Regions from separate parts of the Homo sapiens genome. Here region 2 is linked to region 1. The links are chromatin contacts, found by Hi-C or POLR2A ChIA-PET in ENCODE. All regions are on one chromosome and are shown on one strand. Each heading gives the region's core, a stretch centred on a gene start or an enhancer-like site at or near the end of the contact. The rest is flanking DNA. Distances are from core to core; before and after follow the strand shown.

What was found. A loop is a pair of places that touch in the nucleus more often than their neighbours do. ChIA-PET counts read pairs that join two places held with the same protein, here RNA polymerase II (POLR2A). Pooled maps may share reads with other maps.
Region 2: a loop to region 1 is called in a map of MCF 10A, with 2.4 times the contacts of the local background. The contact joins two enhancer-like sites. A Hi-C loop is called at or near these places in 1 of 168 maps with a recorded cell type or tissue (MCF 10A) and 1 of 50 pooled maps. POLR2A ChIA-PET finds 5 or more read pairs at or near these places in 1 of 52 experiments (HEK293).

Annotation. Positions count from the first base shown.
Region 1 is chr1:229,578,077-229,580,661 of GRCh38, reverse strand. No RefSeq gene overlaps it. Among named protein-coding and RNA genes, the nearest start is that of ABCB10, 21 kb to the right of the region's middle. Within about 2 kb of position 1,286, at least 16 of the 41 ENCODE cell types and tissues checked have a DNase peak (open chromatin) inside an H3K27ac peak, as active enhancers do.
Region 2 is chr1:230,089,022-230,091,606 of GRCh38, reverse strand. The region is part of intron 1 of GALNT2 (polypeptide N-acetylgalactosaminyltransferase 2); the gene reads right to left. Among named protein-coding and RNA genes, the nearest start is that of GALNT2, 23 kb to the right of the region's middle. Within about 2 kb of position 1,311, at least 3 of the 41 ENCODE cell types and tissues checked have a DNase peak (open chromatin) inside an H3K27ac peak, as active enhancers do.

The sequences.
Region 1 (2,585 bases), core at 37-2,536:
TTGGGAGGATTGCTTGAGGCCGTGAGTTCGAGACCAGCCTGGGCAAAATAATGAAACCCTGTCTCTACAAAAAAAAAAAAAGAAAAAAAAAATTAAAAAATAGCCAGACATGGTGGCATGTGCCTATAGTCCCAGCTACTCAGGAGTTAGAAGTGGGAGTAGCATTTGAGCCCAGAAGTTCAAGGCTGCAGTGAGCCATGATTGTGCCACTGCACTCCAGCTTGTGCAACAGAGTGAGACCCTGTCTCTAAAAATAAAATTTAGATTTAAAAAAAGAAGAATAGGCCGGGCGTGGTGGCTCATGCCCGTAAACCCAGCACTTTGGGAGGCTGACTCAGGTGGATCGCCTGAGGTCAGGAGTTCGAGACCAGCCCAGCCATCATGGTGAAACCCTGTCTCTACTAAAAATACAAAAATTAGCTGGGCATGGTGGCAGGCGCCTATGATCTCAGCTACTCAGGAGGCTAAGGCAGGAGAATCATCACTTGAACCTGGGAGGCAGAGGTTGCAGTGAGCCGAGATCACGCCATTGCTCTCCAGCCCAGGCGACAAGAGTGCAACTCCAACTGAAAAAATAATAATAAATAAAACCATAGGTAAGTATAATGAGGGACAAGATACTGTAATTTCTGCTCAAGCTAAGAAGAAAAAGGTAAAGCAATTTGGGGAGATATCAAGCTATAAGTAAATGCCCAGAAACATAGTGTGCTGTACATGTAGTAATCTACTTCATGATCATTACCTTTGTTAAGGGCTCATTATATAAAGGCATAACAGAGAAATCAAAAACAAACAAACAAACCCCATCTCCCAAAAGACAGAAAACTGTCTCCTTAATTAGAAGCATTTCTCTTTAATTATAAACTTTTTTGAATCCTCAAAAAAAAAGTTCATGGATTTTGGTACTATTGAGAACCTGTCACAACCAAAGTTCAGCTCACTCTTCAGAGAGCCCTCTTTATTTCTTATCTTCCTCTCTTTCTCAGCCATTTCCCACATTGTTTTCAAGCTGTATGTCTTTTCTTTCCTGGCTGAGTTCCCAAGTCGTGATCATCGCTTAGTGTCTGACTTGAGACTCTGTTAGGGGTGGGGTCCTGCTGCCTGAAGCACAAAGCATGGCAGGGTCGGGTTCTGGCGTGTGGTTCCCAGCAAGGGCGCTGAAGACAGGCAGCTCTTCCCTGGCATTCTGCCCTAGCACAGAGTGCGCCATAGATCCCATGAATGGCTGTCCTGTGAACAATGAGAGGACAGAAGGGAGCTGTGCAGGCTTCCTTCCAGCTGCAGACGCCAAAGCATACAGAGGGCCTGCTGACTGCAGCTGGGGAGTCCTGAAATGGCCTTGCATTTATGTGAAGTGCTCATCCAAGCTGCGATCCATAACAGGGCCATTATAAGGACACCTGAGATTCTCTCATTTACTGCAGCACAGCCTCTTGCCAGTGTCTCTCATCCCGCTCTGCTGAGCTCTGAGCAATATTTAAATGAATTGGAGGCAGGCCAGGAGTTATTTTCCCTTCCCCTTTTCTCTATTTTCTGACTTCTTCTCTCAGGGCTTTCTGTTCTCATGACACAGTTTTTACAGCCAAAGGTCAGTACATTTCTTTTCAAAAGTCCCGTAGATCCGCCTTGCTCCTGGCATCCTTTCACCTTCTTATGAATGATGAAGGTGAAATAGAAAAGGTGAACCTTTGGAGAAGGAGGAAACACAATTTCTCCCCTGCGCTGCCAGACACTTCCTTTCATTTCTTTGCTGCCACACCGTGGCAGCAGATTTGCCCTTAGATTACAATCAATGTGAAGCTAAAACAAAGCTATAGTCAAATGCTAATAGATTCTTGGGCTCTGGGACATTTTCAGAGGGAGGGTGGGAGTAGACACAAGAAGAAATCAGGGTCTGGGCATGGTGGCTCACGCCTGTAATCCTAGGAATTTGGGAGGCCGAGGCGGGCGGATCACCTGAGGTCAGGGGTTCGAGACCAGCCTGGGCAACATGGCGAAACCCCACCTCCACTAAAAAAGTACAAAAATTAGCCAGGCATGGTGGTGCATGCCTGTAATCCCAGCTACTTGGGAGGCTGAGACAGAAGAATCGCTTGAAAACCCAGGAGGCGAAGGTTGCAGTGAGCTGAGATTATGCCACTGCACTCCAGCCTGGGTAACAGAGTGAGACTGAAGAAAGAGAAAGAAAGAAAAAGAAAAAGAGAAAGAAAGAAAAAAAGAAAGAAAGAAAGAAAGAAAGAAAGAGAGAAAGAGAAAAAGAGGGAGGGAGGGAAGGAAGGAAGCGAAGGAAGGACGGAAGGAAAAGAAAGAGGAAGGAAGGAAGGGAGGAAGGGAGGAAGGAAAGAGAAAGAAAAAGAAAAAAAGAAAGAAAGAGAAAGAAAGAAAAAAGAAAGAAAAGAGAAGAAAGGAAGGAAGGAGAAAAAGAAATCAGGGAATAATAAAAACTACCACTTGTAAAAATATATATTGTGTGCCAGGCATTGTGCTAGATACCAGAGATTCATTGATCAGTTAGGTAGAGGTGGTGTTCACCTGATAACTCCATTTTTCAGTGAATAGATGCCTTGCTCATAGTGGGGACTCAA
Region 2 (2,585 bases), core at 62-2,561, 510 kb before region 1:
AGAGCACAGAGTCTGGAGCTGAAACAATAATTTCATAAATTACATGTTGGGATTTTTGAAAAATCAATCTCCATCACTACCCTAAGGAGAGGGTATTGATTCTATACACAGAAAGATCCCCAGAACGAGAAGGCCGATGCATCAAGATTCCTCAGACAGATGGAAATAGGCCAATAGAAAAGGTGGCCGATAGAAAATAGATAGAAATAGGCCGATAGAAAAGGTTTGCTGAGGACCGGGCACAATGGCTCACACCTGTAATCCCAGCACTTTGGGAGGCCAAGGTGGCCGTATCACAAGGTCAGGAGATCAAGACCATCCTGGCCAACACGGTGAAACCCTGTCTCTACTAAAAAAAAAAAAAATACAAAAAATTAGTATGTGGTGACACACACCTGTAATCCCAGCTACTTGGGAGGCTGAGGCAGGAGAATAGATTGAACCCAGGAGGCGGAGGCTGCAGTGAGCTGAGATCGTGCCACTGTACTCCAGCCTGGGCAACAGAGATTCCGTCTCAAAAAAAAAAAGAAAGAAAGAAACAAACAAAAGAAAAGGTCTGCGGAGTACACACACCCCAGGAGTGCTGGCTTTCTCAGCGAGGCACAGTTCTCATCAATTAATGAACTGTCATTCTTAGCAGTATCTTACAATTCTGATGCATGTAAACCCCAATCCCCCATTGATAACTCCTAGATGGAACTAATAACATTGAGTTTCCAAACCTATAAAACCAAGAGTGATGCCTTAGACCCATGATCATTCTCTCTCTCAAAGCTAAGTCTGAGATAGCCCAAGGGTCTCTCTCTTACTTTAACTCATATTTAATTACCTGTGATTTACACACTAGAAAATAAGATCTTTTGAAGAAAATAATAAGCTTCAACTATTTCTGCAAACGTGTTACACATACACAACCGCACAGAAAAACACAGATAGAAACCTTCAACTTCTTCCTGGATCAACTTACCACATTCCTAAGTTCTGACCAGCTTATTTGCCAACAGAAAATTCGAGTCCAGGAACTTTGGGAACCTCAGAAGCACCAGCCCTCCCCACCCCTCCTTCCCTTCCCATTCTTCACCTCCACACACACAACCGTTATTTCTCCTAAGAGTTAACTACAGAGACAGCAGGACACCAGTTCTGGTAGCAGGTCCACCACCTTCACACGGCATTTGCAGAGGCTGTGGAGGGGCAGCAGGCTCTGCTGTGTGCAATGCTTCATATCACCCACCCACCCCACTTCAGACTGGAAGACACGGTTATGTTTATTTTCCCCCAGAAGATAAGTGACTCACAGGCAGTTTGACAACAAATGTCAAGGTCCTTCAACCACAGAAAGTTCCCAGCATTTCCAATCAGTTGGGACATAATCCAGAAGAGGTTGCCTGGGATTATTTTTCCTTGGAAATTACATTCATTCTATCTTGGTGACAGACACCCACATATGGGGTCAAACTTTCCCTCATCCAAAAAAAAGATGATAATCAAAATCACAAGATACCACTTCATATCCATTAGGATGGCTACTATCAAACAACAGAAAATAACAAGTATTGGTGAGGATGTGGAGAAACTGGAACCCTTGTGTACAGTTGGTGGGAATGTAAAATTGGTGTAGTCACTGTGGAAAGCAGTATGGAGGTTCCTCAGTATATTAAAAAACAGAACTCCCATATGATCCAGCAGTTCCACCAGGTGTACTCCCAAAAGAATGAAAAGCAGGGTCTCGAAGGGAAATGTGCACACCTGTGTTCACAGTAGGATGAATAGCAAATGTGTTGCACGTGTTAGCAGCGTAATGTATAAACACAACGTTGTATGTCCATAGAATGAACTATTACCCAGCTTTAAAAAGAAAGGAAATCCTGTCACATGCTACATGGATAAACCTTGTAGGTATTATGCTAAGTGAAATAAGCCAATTCAAAAGGATAAATACTGAATGACTCCACTTACATGAGCTACCTAGAAGAGTCAAATTCACAGAGACAGAAGGTAGAACCCTGGCCGCCAGTGGCTGCAGGGAGGGAGAATGGAGAGTTACTGTTTTTTGGGTACAGAGTATCAGTTTTGCTAGATGAAAAGAGTTCTAAAGACGGATGGTGGTAACAATGTGAACACAATGTCACTGAACTGTTCACTTAGAAATGGTTATGGGCACTGCGGCTCACACCTGTAATCCCAGCACTTTGGGAGGCCGAGGTGGGCACATCACTTGAGGTCAAGACCAGCCTGGCCAACATGGCGAAACCCCATCTCCACTAAAAACACACACACACACACGCAAAAAACAGCCGGGCATGGTGGTGTGCACCTGTAGTCCCAGCTACTCAGGAGGCTAAGGCAGAAGAATCGCTTGAACCCGGGAGGCGGAGGTTGCTGTGAGGCGAGATCACACCATTGCACTCCATCCTGGGCCACAGAGCGACTCCATCTCAAAAAAAAAAAAAAAGAAAGAAAGAAATGGTTAAAATGGTCAGTTTTGTTATATGTATTTTACCATAATAAAAACTGTCGGGGGGGAAAGTTGATACATGCCACTACCTGAATGAACCTCAAAAACTATGGCAAGTGGAAGAACT